2 separate regions of the Mus musculus genome follow, and region 2 is linked to region 1. A link is a loop called in an ENCODE intact Hi-C map of the cell type or tissue named here. Cell type or tissue: heart. All regions are shown on one strand.

What was found. A loop is a pair of places that touch in the nucleus more often than their neighbours do. Peaks named below come from ENCODE experiments on the same cell type or tissue, not always from the same donor. Only the 100,000 strongest peaks of a DNase experiment are listed, where the experiment ranks them.
Region 2: a loop joins it to region 1, with 36 times the contacts of the local background. A loop is called at or near these places in 10 of 42 quality-filtered maps.

What each region holds. Positions count from the first base shown.
Region 1 is chr14:44,830,298-44,838,297 of GRCm38, forward strand. No RefSeq gene overlaps it. Among named protein-coding and RNA genes, the nearest start is that of Gm34198, 11 kb to the right of the region's middle. In heart, no CTCF peak of the experiment used is centred here; no DNase peak of the experiment used is centred here.
Region 2 is chr14:44,984,322-44,992,321 of GRCm38, forward strand. Ptger2 (prostaglandin E receptor 2 (subtype EP2)) reads left to right here and starts at 3,790. Exons shown (of 2, transcript NM_008964.4): 1 at 3,790-5,486. The coding sequence starts at 4,644. In heart, no CTCF peak of the experiment used is centred here; a DNase peak (open chromatin) is centred at 4,640; H3K4me3 peaks cover 1,608 bases; H3K27me3 peaks cover 4,337 bases.

The DNA of each region.
Region 1 (8,000 bases):
GAGGGAGCTTCAACGCCCCCAGCTCCCCGGTGCTTTGCAGAGCCTCTTTTCTGTGAATTGGCTTTCTCTGTGTGCTTCCTCACCTCTAATAGAAGCCTTTCTTCACCTGCTGACTCTGCCCGCTGGGTCTGAGACTTTTCCCTGGTTCTCCCTGCTACACTGGAGATTTCCCTGCCTTCAGCTTCCTGACTGACAGAGACAGCAAGCTCAGTCACAGCCTGGGCAGCACCACATGCACCATCCACGGAGCAGAAATCAGCACAGGGAGTCTCAGCCTTCCCTAGGTCCTCTTTCCCCTTTTCAGGCCCTATTCATCACACACGTCCTAATTTCAGAATGCCTAACTCTGGTTTTAATTTATGGAACACTTTTAGGGGGCAAAATGCCATCAGAAAAGTGTAGCTTAGTGAAGCCCAGTGATGGGAGTTGAGATGCAGTAGACTTAGTTGAGATGCAGTAGACAGGTTAAGATGCAGTAGACTTAGTTGAGATGCAGTAGACTTAGTTGAGATGCAGTAGACTTAGGTTGAGATACAGAAGACTTAGGTTCGAGATCTGGATGAGGACTGTTGGTCAGAAACTCAAAGCAGGGGACAGGAGAGGCCAAGCAAGTAAAACAAGTTGCAGATTAACTGGGGTTAAGCCTCTACCTGGAAAAGGAACTGTTGACTGCATTCCTGAATCAAGGTGTTGACTTGTTTTTAAGTTCATACTGTGAGGGGCTATTGATTGGTTTGTTTGTTTGTTGAGCAGAAGACCTGGCCTGAAACAACAGTGAAGATCCACTTAACTGAAGGTGTAGTTATAAAGCTCAAATTCTGTGTTGGGAAACAGATGATGCTTCATGCATACTGCATATCAAAAACCATCCTATCTGTGTTTTAACTTACAGGCACCATGGGACATTAGCCAATTGGTGAAGTAAAAAATATTAGTTGAAAACACCCACACAGAGGAACATTCTCTTAAAAGGAAATGTGTATTTAAATGTTCCTAACAGTTGTCAGACATCATTAATGATGTCTCAATGACAAAGGCCATGCCAACTGTTCACTAACATTTACTTCTGTATCGTCAAGGTAAGTTCTCTGTGGGCACCCAGAGACATATAGGTTTCTCTTTTGTCACTACCTGAGCTGCTGCTGCTTCTTCTTCTTCTTCTTCTTCTTCTTCTTCTTCTTCTTCTTCTTCTTCTTCTTCTTCTTCTTCTTCTTTTTAGATAAGGTTTCTCTGTGTAACGCTGGATTTTCTGTAACTAACTCTGCAGAGCAGCTGGCCTTGTGCTCAGAGATCCACCTACTTTTATCTCCTGAGTTCTGGGGTTAGAGGTATGAGCCATCACAGACTGGCTTTTTTTGTTTTTTACTCACTACCTGAAATGTTATAGTTCATGTCCTCGTGATTGGCTAATTTCATACGAGACTTTCACTATCCATTTACATGACATTTTACACAAGAAACAGCAGGAATGAACAGGAAACTCCAGGATTGTTTACTTCAATATTTTCTATAGTGTAAAGATCAGATTTCCACTAATCAGATTTACTTAGAAATTCTAACCATGGAGAATTTGTGAAGATGAAGATATTTTTAGAGTGAGCCAATGGTAGGCTCTTGAAATTTCAGAACTGAATAAAAAGCATAAACACTTTATCCTAATGACATGTGGAGAGCAGTTTAAAATGATCAGAAACTAACCACAGTTAGCCAAAGACTGAGAAAATGAGTGAATGTGGGTGGGAAATGGAGACAGGAGTAGGATCTGAGACAAGGCTGGAGGGCTCATTGTTTGCCATGTTCTGTTCCTTTTCTGGAAGAAAAGGAATTTCCATTTATCACTGTGAAATGATGATAATAACTGACATGAGGAGTTTATTAATTTATACAGTAATAGTGAATAAACAGTTTGGATTATGTTGCTGTTCTAAAAGGACTAGGAAATCAAGGTAACTACTATCGATGTAAAGATGGGGGTTATATAAATGGCAATGATTGATCATTCATGATTAAAGGCAACACTTTATAAGAGCACAGGGGATCTGCTGTAATTCACAGCTTTTATATTTTAAAATATACTTTACCAAGTTTTCCAGTTGAAGAGGAGCCATTTTTCTGTCCACTAGCTTCTTTTCAGTGGATTAGGAATGGAGAAACAATCCTTTGTATAAGTGTTTGGGTCAGCACGGAGCCCATTCTCAGGCTACATAAGTAGCTCCTGGTATTTTTATACATTTACTTACAAATCACAGATCAAGTTCTTAGAGCAGACATCCTAATTCCCAGCAGCCTAAGACAGACACATTGTAGAATGGTTGGAGTCTTGTTTAGTGAGACTAGAAGTGCCTTCTTTTAGAGATAATGGTCAGCATCCTAGCCCCACCTCCAAAAGCTAATGCGGCCCCAAACATAAAACACAAAAGCACAGGAGCCACGTTCTGGTTAAATCACAACATTCCCCAACACAAACTCTCCTTCTAGAGTAGCTATGGAGATGCCAGCTTCCACAGTCCAATTCGTTATTTAAGAGGGCGGTGTGACCAGCTCCATAGCATTCCCCACTAAGTATAACTTGCCAGTTCAGACCATCTTCTGTGGCAGAGGAGAGAAGAAAAGGACAAGTGTGAGGGCAATGGGGAGCAGAGCACAGCTGAGAAGGGCAGTCCCTTGGTGACTGGGTTCTGATCTTTCCCCTTGAGGATGAATAGATGGCACAATCAGAAACATCCATGAGAAACAGAGAAGAGCTATTTCTACTGCTTCAGATCTCTGACTAGACACTGTCCATGCTGTCCTTTCCCAAACCCCCCTTCTATAGCTCTTCATGAGGGACCAGAAGGCTTCAACTTTGGCTGTGCATCCACATTAGGCTTTAGCAGCTCAGCATTTATTTCAGATCTCACTGTCAATGCTGCCTCTAACTGAGCAACACCCATGTTTCTATCCTGGCCCTGCGGTTTCACATGATTGGTTCATTTAAACATCAACAGTCAGAAGGGCGGGAGATAGGGAGGCACTAGGCCAGTCAGGACATGTGACGATGGGCCTGCCCGGGCATGTCCTGGCCTGTTCTGCTATGTTCTCAGCCCCAAGTTTTAAAGCTCACAAACAACTCTTTGGGCTATTTGACATAAATTACATGAATCACAGGTCTCAAGTTTTATTTCCTTTCAATTGCTCAGGTCTCCTGCCTGTGCACACAGCAGCCTCTTCCCTACAACCTCCCTGCTCCTGCTCCTTACCTGCCCTAGTTAAGGTTGCTTGCCAGAACATAGAGGAGCAGCTGCTCCCCCTATAACCTTCCCAGGTCAGGTCCAGTACTGGCATCAGGACAAGCAATTTAGATTGCATGAGAGCTGCTACAGAGGGCCAGGCAGGTTGGAGGGGTAAGTGGGATGGAAGTTACAGGGCCCTGTGAATTCAGATCTGAAGTCTTTAGTCTTAGCATAAGGTTGGGAATCAGCACAGAGTAATAGGCTGGGGTAACAGGAAAGCAAACTAACTCACCAAGCTCAAAATAAGAGAGTCAAACACTGTGAGATATGTAGGACAGAGGAACAAAGACATCAAGACAACTTTAAAAGAGAAGTTGTTGTTTTCCTTCAAAAACTTTCTCTTTTTTTTCCAGGAAGATACACAACAAAGGTGGGATAAAAGCTGGAAGGAGGTAAAAAGCAAGCTTATCCACTCAAGGAACAGAACCATGCACGTCACTGAGTGGCCAGTTGTACAGTTGTATTGATTTGTTACCAAAATTTTGTTTTCCTATGTCAATACTATAACAACTAAGAGCTAAAAGGTTGCTTAAGCAATCTTAGCAAAAACAAAACAAATGAAACAAAACAAAATAACCAGGAATGGTTCTTATAATCCTCTAGAGTCATGTTTGTGGCCCCAGATGGAAAACAAAGGCACTTAAGTGTTCTCTACTGAGGCTTAATCTTGAAGAATCTGTTAATACATTGTTCACATTCGTCTCTCCACAGTCAGTTAACCATGAAGGCCCCTTCGAAGAATTTATTCCCAGGGTGTGTTGATAATTAGCCAGTTTCACAATGAAGCTGGCATAAATAGTTATTTATCATCTGTTGCCATAGTTACAGAGTAGTTAAAAATGCAGCAGTGTTTCTGGTTTTCTCAGTCCAGCCTGACAGACAACGTAGGCAAGGGTATACTACTAGAAAAAGTGTATTTCATGCAGAGAAAGAGAGTGTGCTGAGAAAGAAAGGTTTGCCCAGGAGTAAAAAGAAAGAGCAATGGAAAGATTATTTATGGAGTACACCTTGCTTCTCATGACTTAGCTCACCATGCTTCTGGCCTGGGGACTGGAGGGGTTTTCTAGCAAAATACGGGAAGCAGAATCCATTTGGGAGGCCTACGGGCTCATTTCTCACAGCTGAAGCTATCCACTCCATTGCTAAGTTTGTAGGGCATGGATGCAGTGGGTGTCAAACTCCTCTAGTTTTCTTTCAGGCTGTAAACTGCAGGCCAGTAGCATCCTCCACACAGCTACCCAAAGTGGACTCTCCCATGTCTATCTTGTGCCATCTCCCACATGGTTGGAGAATGAGCAGAACACGCAGGACTCTGATGCTGTTTCCACTGTGTTTACTTTCCAAAGGCTTTTATACCCTTTCTGTTTCCATGGTCACCTTATAACAAAAGCCCCTTGTGGCTCTATTTCTATATAATTGCCTCTACCTCTTCACTACATGAGCTGCATGACTCTGCTGACTTTAATGGATACCAGAGAAAATTCGAGATCCTCATCCCAAGCCCCTCTGCCTTTATCTTGCTAGTCTCCACCCCAACTCAGGAGTACACTGTGAGAGGATTCTCACAGAGGTGTGTGGACAATCTAGTTTCTGATGACCAAGCTCTGTCCACATCCCTTCCTTAATAACAAGTTCAAGCTCAGTTTATCCAGAGTCTAGGATTTCTTAACAGAAGCATTTTAATGCCTTCAGTTCTAGAACTGAGGCATAAAACTTTGCTAATTTTCAGTTCCTGTTCCTGGGGTCCTTGTGTTTGGAGAACATCATGTGATTAGTAATTGTGTGCCAACTTGGTCAGGCATGAGAAGCCCAGGAGCTGACTAAACAGTTTGACTGTATCTGGAAGAGTATTCTAAAGAGCTTAGCATCCACACCGGTGGACTGACTAAAGCACATAACTGCTCCAGTGTGAGTGGGCCCCATCTGGTCTGTTGCTGGCTGAGTAGAACTCGAAATGAAGATGAAGGTTGACTCCCAGCTTGATCTGATTGATCTGCCAGAGACATTCCTAATTCTCAGGCTTTCAGGCTGACTAGAAACTCAACTGTTAGCTCTTCGGTTTTGAGACTTCTTCCAAACATAACATAGGCTTTACAAGTAGACACACATAGAGAGTCACATGTAAATCAAGGGCTGGAATACAGACTGAGAAAACTGTTGCTAGGAAGTTTTGTTATTTGAGTGTGGCGTACACCATTGACAAAAACACTGTGTATCATATGACTGTGTATACAGAACACACACAGAGAGAAAGACATATACAATTGGTTCTATTTCTTTGAAGATCATTGACTACTACATATTAATTGAAATCTAAAATTATTGCTTTTCTGAAATTCAAGGGCTTTGGAAAGCAAGCTACTTACCATAGGTAGGTCATTCTTCAAAGGAACAACAAAGATAAACATGACAAAAAGGAGAACTACGTGGAGGAAGCTAACAAGGATTGGGTCTTGCATGGTTCTGTTTGCAGGAGTTATGTCTTTCAAAACACTCAATCTTTACTTGATATCAATGCAATAATTTTTTTTCAAAGAGATTTCTAAGAACACCATCTGTGCCCTGTAGTAAACTAGAGAAGGCTCATATCATTCACTGTAGCAAACAGAAGTCACTGAAAACTGGAGATTAGGTTCAAAGGATGGTTTTGGCCACAGTCCACAGAGTCCACAGAGTCCTGGGACGTTTCTAGGATAGATGCTTGCTATTCTCCAGCCCTGTCAGCCCTGTCCTTTGGCTTTGTGTAGCAAGGCTCTTCTGCTTGAAGGTGCCAATTGCTTTCTATGTTATCCAAGATTCAGCCAGAGAAACAAGCCCACTGTTAATGATAAATAATGCAGAATTTATTAATATTATAAGTCTTGCATTGTCCAACATACAAACCAGGAGCCACGTGACAGTTTGAATTTATTATAGGTAAACATTTAGTTAGTCTGGTTACATTTCCAGTCATTAGTGACTCCTCTGCTGGGAAGCTGATATGTGAAATACTTTTTTCATTTCAGAAGTTAAGAGTGAGACAGTGGGGGCTGGAGAGATAGCTCAGTGGTTAAGAGCACCGACTGCTCTTCCAAATGTCCTGAGTTCAAATCCCAGCAACCACATGGTGGCTCACAACCATCCGTAATGAGATCTGAAACCCTCTTCTGGTGCATCTGGAGACAGCTATAGTGTACTTAGATATAATAATAAATAAATCTTGGGCTGGTGAGATGGCTCAGTGGGTAAGAGCACCCGACTGCTCTCCCGAAGGTCAGGAGTTCAAATCCCAGCAACCACATGGTGGCTCACAACCATCCGTAACGAGATCTGACGCCCTCTTCTGGAGTGTCTGAAGACAGCTACAGTGTACTTACATATAATAAATAAATAAATCTTAAAAAAAAATTTAAAAAAAAAAAAAAAAAAAAAAAAAATAAATAAATCTTAAAAAAAAAAAAGAGTGAGACAGTGGCCGGGTGGTGGTGGCACATGCCTTTAATTCCAGTACTTGGGAGGCAGGTGGATTTCTGAGTTTGAGGCCAGCCTGGTCTACCGAGTTCCAGGACAGCCAGGGCTATACAGAGAAACCCTGTCTCAAGAAACCAAAACAAACAAATAAACAAACAGAGTAAGACAGTACTACCTTAGGTTCCTACACATCAGTGGTCCTCACTTTCCTAAGGCTATGTCCCTTTAATTCATCATGGTGTGGTGACCTCCAACCATAAAATTGTTTTATTGCTACTTCACAAATGCTGCTACTGTTATGAATTATCATATAAATATCTGATATGTAGGACATCTGATATGCAACCCCAAAGTGCCAAGGACCAGCTTCAGCTTGGAGGGGGGTTCTGAGAGAAGGGGTTTCTGGGAGCTGTGAAATTAATGACTCAAAGTCAAATCATGGATATAAGCTGGGGACCCATGCTCTACTTCATATAGGTTTTCCAGTCTGCTTTTCTCTATGTTGTGCTTTCTCTCTGACGATTTCTCTGTCTATATTCTGTTTGCTTGCTATTCTAAGAGATCTCACTGCCCATACCCTGCTTGCTTGTGTGTGTGTGTTTGTGTGTGTGTGTGTCTAGAAAGAGAGAGAGAGAGAGAGTTTTCCAAACAGTTCTCTCTTTTTCTCCTAAAACTTTCTCTGGATCACTCATCTCCTGCAGATCATAAGCCCAGCCTTTTATTTTACATATCTATCCAGTCATTTACTCCAGGTTTACTTTTGATTATCCTAAGAATCAGTATCCAGTGACCCAGCCCCTTGATTCTTAGGAGACAGCAACCATACATTTTCTCTTAATATTGCAAAATAATTTAAAGATCTTCTTGCCTCTGTTAAACACAGATCATAAACTAGCTGGGTGGGATTCTGTCCTGAAATTACCATTTCTATCACACCTGGTGATATCTAACCTTGCTATGTCCCATGCTGACCTTGAACTCAGGAATCTGCCTGTCTTTGTATCTTTCTGACAAGCTATCTCATAGAGTAGCTACCCCTGTTCCTTTAGATTCATGAAACCCTTCATAATTTATATTGCATCCTTTATTTCTGCATAGTTAAGAAATTATATGTTTCAAACTCATGTATTTAGAACTCTTTCCCATAGCTTTAAGGGTTATCCTGAAGGTCCCATGTTTGCCATTTTGCTGAGATATTGCCCTGTGCCCTTGACTCCTGGACTCCTGCTATTTCTAATTATCAAGAAATCTTTAAAGTTAACCAGGAGGACGTTCCTC
Region 2 (8,000 bases), 150 kb after region 1:
TCTTGCCCTGCCTTCACTGCAGGTGGGATGCCTGAACCCTTGAAGAAGCCGAATGGTAAGCTTGGCCTGTGTCTTCCAGCCAAGCAGAAAGTATCATCCAGAAGCCTTGCACAGTAAGGCCAGTGCTTGTCACAAGCGGCATGTTGCACGCGATCTGAAAGGCAGCAGAGAAGCAGCATCATGCTGGCCCTGCTCTAAAGACAAAATGCAAGTCTCTGGGCATGCTGGTGGCTTTCCCACACTCCCTCTGATAGGCTGGCTTATCCTGCTGCATAGGACATCACCTGGACTTGAAGCTCCTCGATCTCCACCAATGGTTTCTTCAAATCTCAAGTCAAGTACATCTTTAGACCATGACGCTTCTTCTGCAGGATACTGATGCCACTAAGACTGGAGGTGCTAAGTAAGACACGTGCACATCCAGTGTGTCCTCAAAGGCTTCATTCAGTCCTTCCTGAGTTCTAGATTACCTTTATGGTTCTGAGGTTGCTATCCTCTATGACAGGAGTTCTTCTCTAACAGGAGTTCTAGCAGGTCCTTAATGAGGTTCAGGCTCAAAACAAGAACCAAGGATAGGGACAAACACTGTAGTCTCTGCTACCAATCCCCACATCATGTAGACAGTGGTTCTCAACCTGTGGGTCACGGCCCTTTTGGGGGTTGCATATCAGATATTCTACATATCAAATATTTACATTACAATTCATAGTAGTAGGAATATTACATTTATGAAGTAGCAATGAAATAATTTTATGGTCGGAGGTCACCACACCATGAGGAATTAAATTAAATGGCCATAGCGTTAGGAAGGTGACAACCACTGTTGTACAACCTAAAGGACTCTTAACTTCTGCAATGAAAAAAATATTCCACATATGAGCTTCTTCGAAGGGGAGTCACTAATAGCTAGAACTATACCTAGAGAAACTTCATTTTTTTTCCCTTTAATAAACTTAGATCTAAACTGTCATGTGGCTACTGGCTAGCGATTGGACAATGAAAGGCTTATAACAATAAAATCTGCATTATTTATCTCTAACAGTGGACCTGTTTCTCTGGCTGAATCTTGACTAGCATAGAAACAAGGGGAAGAGCCTTGCTCCAAAAAGCCAAAGAATAGATCTGACAGAGCTGGAGGATCGCAAGCATCTACCAGCATGTACAAGCATGTACCAGCATGTACAAGCATCTACCAGCAGACCACCTAGAAACTTCCCAGGACTCTGTGGACTGTCGCCAAAACCATCCTTTAAATCTAACCTCTAGTTTTCAGTGACTTCTGTTTGCTACAGTGAATGGTGTGAGCCTTGTGTAGTTTATTACAGGGCACAGATAGTGTTCTTAGAATTCTCTTTGAAAAAAATTATTTAGACATGCATAGATATCAAGAAGTAAAGTTTGAGTGTTTTGAAAGACATAACTCCTGCAAATAGAAACATGCAAGCCCCGGTGTTAGCTTCCTCCAAGTAGTTCTCCTTCCTTTCATGTTTATCTTTGCCTGCCTTTGAAAAATGACCTATGGTAAGTAGCTTCCCTTCCAAAGCCCCTGAGTTACAGATCCATAAAGGAAAATATGAATTTTATATTTCAAGTAATATGTATTAGTCAGAGATCCTCAAAGAAATAGGACCAATTGTATATGTCTTTCTCTTTATGTGTGTTCTGTATACAAAGTCATATGATACACAATGTTTTTGTCAATAGTGTACGTCACACTCAAATAACAAAACTGCCTAGCAACAGCTTTCTCAGTCTGTATTCCAGCCCTTGATTTACATGTGGCTCTCTATGTGTGTCTACTTGTAAAGCCAGTGTTATGTTTGGAAGAAGTCTCAAGACTGAAGAGCTAAAAGTTGAGATTCTAGTCAGCCTGAAAGCCTGAGAATCAGGAATGTCAATGGCGGATCAATGCCCCAAATGAAGCTGGGTATCAACCTTCACCTATATTCCTAGTGCTATTCACTCAGCAACAGACCAGATGGGGCCCACCCACAATGGAGCTGTTATGTGCCTTAGTCAGTCCAGCAATGTGGATGCTAAGTTCTTTAGAACACCTCCCAGATATAGTCAGACATACTGTTTAGTCAGCTCCTGGGCATCCCATGCCTGACCAAGTTGACACACAATTACTAATCACATGGTGTTCCCCAAACACAATGGCTTCATGAACAGGAACTGAAAATTAGCAAAGCTGTATGTCCCAATTCTAAAACTGAGGGTGTTAATATATTTTTCTATTAAGAAATCCTAGACTCTGGATAAACTGAACTTGTACTGGGATGCTGACACTACAATTAGAAATGGGAAGAAGCCACTTTCAAACTACAGAAGATAATTCAATTTACTGAACCGACCTGATGGTCTGAGTAGGTAGAGATGGCAAACTAAGCATCCAGTGAGACTGCTGAAACATGGAACACAGTAGGACTGCTAGCTCTCTCTGTGCAACTACTGGAAACAAACACACAAACAAACAAAAATGCTAATTTGAATATGTTGCAAATGAAATCACGAAGCCCAGAAAAGTAATTACTAAGATATGAACTCCTAAGAATTATACAACTAGCTCTGGTCTTTTTCTTGTGACATATTCACCTTTAAGTAGGGATCACTCACGGAGCCCCAAAGCCACCTGTCCTGTAGACAAACTTCCCTGCACCAGGGAATTCCTTGCTTAAACCCATGTCTGGGGCTTCATAGTGGCTTCTTCCCCCAGGATCCCCAAGACTGTCTCACATGCAGGGAGTGCATACCCTAGGGTCTGAGGGGTTGTTGAGGAAGGGGTATGGACAGAGCTTAGTAATCAGAAACTAGATTGTCCACACACCTCTGTGAGAATCTTCTCACAGTGTGCTACTAAGTTGGGGTAGAGACTAGCAGAAAAAGGCAGAGGGTATAGGGATGAGATCTCGAATTTTCTCTGGTATCCATTAAAGTCAGCAGAGTCATGTCACTCATGTAGTGAAAAGGTAGAGACAATTATATAGAAATAGAGCCACAAGGGGCTTTTGTTATAAGGTGACCATGGAAACAGAAAGGGTATAAAAGCCTTTGGAAAGTAAACACAGTGGAAACAGCATCAGAGTCTTGCCTGTTCTGCTCATTCCCCAACCATGTGGGAGGAGATGGCACAAGATGGACATGGGAGAGTCCACTTTGGGTGGCTGTGTGGAGGACGCTACTGGCCTGCAGTTTACAGCCTGAAAGGAAACTAGAGGAGTTTGACACCCACTGCATCCATGCCCTACAAACTTAGCAATGGAGTGGATAGCTTCAGCTGTGGGAAATGAGCCTGTAGGCCTCCCAAATGGATTCTGCTTCCCGTATTTTGCTAGAAAACCCCTCCAGTCCCCAGGCCAGAAGCATGGTGAGCTAAGTCATGAGAAGCAAGGTGTACTCCATAAATAATCTTTCCATTGCTCTTTCTTTTTACTCCTGGGCAAACCTTTCTTTCTCAGCACACTCTCTTTCTCTGCATGAAATACACTTTTTCTAGTAGTATACCCTTGCCTACGTTGTCTGTCAGGCTGGACTGAGAAAACCAGAAACACTGCTGCATTTTTAACTACTCTGTAACTATGGCAACAAATGATAAATAACTATTTATGCCAGCTTCATTGTGAAACTGGCCAATTACCAAAACACTCCGGGAATAAATCCTTCGAATGGTTAACTGACTGTGGAGAGACGAATGTGAACAATGTATTAACAGATTCTTCAAGATTGAGCCTCAATAGAGAACACTTAAGTGCCATTTGTTTTCCATCTGGGGCCACAAACATGACTCTAGAGGATTACAAGAACAGTTCCTGTTTTGTTTTGTTAGGATTGCTTAAGCAAGTCGTTGTTATAGGAAGGCAAAGGCCACTCTGTGGTGTGCACGGTTCCATTTCTTGGATGGATAGGTTTGCTTTTCAGTTCCTTCCAGTTTTTGTCCCACCTTTGTTGGGTATCTTTCTGGATGTTTTGTGTTTTGTTTTGTTTTAAAGGAAAACAACAACCTCTCTCATATTCTTACTTCAAGTTGTCTTGATGTTTTTGTGCCTCCTCCACACCTCACAGGGCTGGACTCTCTTAACCTCAGTTTGGTGAGTTCCTGTTACCCCAGTCTTATTAAACTGTGCTGGTTCCCAGCCTTCTGCTAGGGCTAAAGGCTTCAGAGCTGAAGTCAGAGGCACTGCAACTTCCAACCCATAGGAAGGAAGACCTTATGGGCCAGCTCAGGGTGAGCGCTGGGAACGCCCCCAGGTCCCTTCTAGAGCCCTGTCAGTGTGTGTCTGCCCTGCCTGGCCCCACGGCAGCAGCTCGCAAGCAATCTAAATTGCTTTCCTGGATTCCACTACTGGACTTGCCCCCTGAAGGCGCTGGAGGGAGCAGCTGCTCTGGCAAGCACCCCCTGCTAGGGCAGGTGAGGCACAGAAGCACCGAGAGCGACCGGATATTGTAGTGAAGAGGCCACTGTACGTACAGGCAGGAGACCCAAACAAGTCTGTCCTTGGTGCGAGTTGGGGGCCGGAAGGGAGCTCTGGATTTCGGTCCCTCCCCTTTTCCCTGCTCTGTCTTGGAGCCCTGGGGCCATCAGACCCTCCGACTGTCTGGTACTTGCCTGGAAGAGATATCATCTCTCCTCCACACCCTCCACCATGGACAATTTTCTTAATGACTCCAAGCTAATGGAGGACTGCAAGAGTCGTCAGTGGCTCCTTTCGGGGGAAAGCCCAGCCATCAGCTCGGTGATGTTCTCGGCCGGGGTTCTGGGGAATCTCATCGCACTGGCACTGTTGGCGCGCCGCTGGCGTGGGGACACCGGGTGTAGCGCCGGCAGCAGGACCTCTATCTCCTTGTTTCACGTGCTGGTAACGGAATTGGTGCTCACTGACCTGCTGGGAACCTGCCTCATCAGCCCGGTGGTGCTGGCTTCATATTCAAGAAACCAGACCCTGGTGGCCCTGGCTCCCGAAAGTCACGCGTGTACCTATTTCGCTTTCACTATGACCTTCTTTAGTCTGGCCACGATGCTCATGCTCTTCGCTATGGCCCTGGAACGCTACCTCTCCATCGGGTACCCTTACTTCTACAGGCGCCACTTATCGCGCCGCGGGGGTCTGGCGGTGCTGCCTGTCATCTATGGGGCCTCCTTGCTCTTCTGTTCCCTGCCGCTGCTCAACTACGGGGAGTACGTCCAGTACTGTCCTGGGACATGGTGCTTTATCCGGCACGGGAGGACTGCATACCTTCAGCTGTACGCCACGATGCTCCTGCTGCTTATCGTGGCTGTGCTCGCCTGCAACATCAGCGTTATCCTCAACCTCATTCGCATGCACCGTCGGAGCAGAAGAAGCCGCTGCGGATTGTCTGGCAGTAGCCTAAGAGGCCCTGGATCTCGCAGGAGAGGAGAGAGGACTTCGATGGCAGAGGAGACGGACCACCTCATTCTCCTGGCCATTATGACCATCACCTTCGCCATATGCTCCTTGCCTTTCACAGTAAGTCACCTTTGTTTCCACAGCCCCGCAAGCAGCCCGCGCAGCCTGCTCAAACTCCTCTCACCCCACCCTTTCCACCTTTAGGCACAGCCTGGGTGGGAAATGTCTTAATTGACAAAGGTCAATTGCCTTCCCCTTTCCTTTTCACCTTACCCACTTCCTTCCTTCCTCCTCCTGTCTTTGCATATGACTGTTGCTACTTAGCACTTCTTCTAAGAACCTGCTTGGTCTCTTCCCTGGGTTGGTAACTGAAGAGGAGGGAGTCCCTCCCAAGATAGGATGTTGACAATGTTATAATCTGATCACTGGGGCCCACTTTGCTATCCTTGAGGCCCCTTCTCTTGGTGCTTTCATTTCTCCTGAGCAAAATGTAGTTGTCAACACACAGCATTCAGAAGGCCCTTGGTGTAGAAGGTTACAGCCTCTTTCATTTGACTTTAGGAACATTAAGTTACAAAATTGTTTCTTGATGTCACTGTCAGGAGCACACATAGATGCTCCTCATTCTGTAGCTGTGCACTTTGTGAGCACATAGATAAATTCAGTAACAGCTGGAACATCTCAGGGATGAGGGAAAAGGTTGCTTGGGGAACTGAGGCAGGGCCAGGATAGAAACATGGGTGTTGCTCAGTTAGAGGCAGCATTGACAGTGAGATCTGAAATAAATGCTGAGCTGCTAAAGCCTAATGTGGATGCACAGCCAAAGTTGAAGCCTTCTGGTCCTTCATAAAGAACTATAGAAGGGGGGTTTGGGAAAGGACAGCATGGAGAGTGTCTAGTCAGAGATCTGAAGCAGTAGAAATAGCTCTTCTCTGTTTCTCATGGATGTTTCTGATTGGTGCCATCTATTCATCCTCAAGGGGAAAGATCAGAACCCCGTCACCAAGGGACTTCCCTTCTCAGCTGTGCTCTGCTCCCCATTGCCCTCACACTTGTCCTTTTCTTCTCTCCTCTACCACAGAAGATGGTCTGAACTGGCAAGTTATACTTAGTGGGGAATGCTATGGAGCTGGTCACACCGCCCTCTTAAATAACGAATTGGACTGTGGAAGCTGGCATCTCCATAGCTACTCCAGAAGGAGAGTTTGTGTTGGGGAATGTTGTGATTTAACCAGAACGTGGCTCCTGTGCTTTTGTGTTTTATGTTTGGGGCTGCATTAGCTTTTGGAGGTGGGGCTAGGATGCTGACCATTATCTCTAAAAGAAGGCACTTCTAGTCTCACTAAACAAGACTCCAACCATTCTACAATGTGTCTGTCTTAGGCTGCTGGGAATTAGGATGTCTGCTCTAAGAACTTGATCTGTGATTTGTAAGTAAACGTATAAAAGTACCAGGAGCTACTTATGTAGCCTGAGAATGGGCTCTATGCTGGCCCAAACACTTATACAAAGGATTGTTTCTCCATTCCTAATCCACTGAAAAGAAGCTAGTGGACAGAAAAATGGCTCCTCTTCAACTGGAAAACTTGGTAAAGTATATTTTAAAATATAAAAGTTGTGAATTACAGCAGATCCCCTGTGCTCTTGTAAAGTGTTGCCTTTAATCGTGAAGGATCAATTATTGCCATATATACTCCCCTCCTTACATCGCTACTGTAGTTTCCCCTCCCTCCTCTGCTCCCAGCTCCTTCCCCCACCTCCCTTCTACCCCTTCCTCCCAACCATGACTCCTCTGTTTCTCTTCAGAAAAGGACAGGCCTCCCCTATGGATATCAACAATACAGCATACATATCAAGTTGTAGTAAGTAATACCCCTTGTATTAAGGCCAGATGAGGCAACCCAGTAGGAGAGGGTGTCCCAAAAGCAGGCAGATTCAGAGATAGCCCTTACTCCCACTATTAGGAATCCCACAAGAAAACCAAGCTACACAAGCTGTACAACATATATGCATAGGACCTAGGTCAGTTCCATACCAGCTCCTGGTTCTCTATTCAGTGGCTGTAAGCCCCAGTAAACCCAGGTTTGTTGATTTTGTGGGTTTTCTTGTTATCCTCTCCCTTTTAATATCAGTCCAGACATGGCCCCAGAATTGCCAAAAGAAAGGACTTGGCACCAAAATTCTCTTCAAAAGGATGAGAAAGTCAAGCTTGCTTTGAAGTTCTGCCCTTGTTCAGTTTCTATTTGCGGCTGGTAGGGGGAGGGGCACACCAAGAAAGTTTTAAATGGATTCTACACCAAACCATCCCTTAGCATGGGCACCATCAGCAAGCCCTGCTCTAGGTTTGCTTCTGCCAAGCCCATGGCAGAGATTCCCAATGAGCAGAGAGAGTCTCACTATGAGTATAGCAGAAGGCCAATACCCTGCCTTGCCTTGAGGATCACCACAACATCACAGCTACACAAACTACAGATAATCCAGGAGGCGCAGTACCAAACTGAAGCATCACGCCATCTCTCCTGAAAATAAATAAATTTAAAAAATCAACTTTGCCCGTTGACAACTTTTATTTTGATAATATGTTATCTTTCCACCACATACTATGTTCAGCTTTAGGAACTACTGAGCTATTCT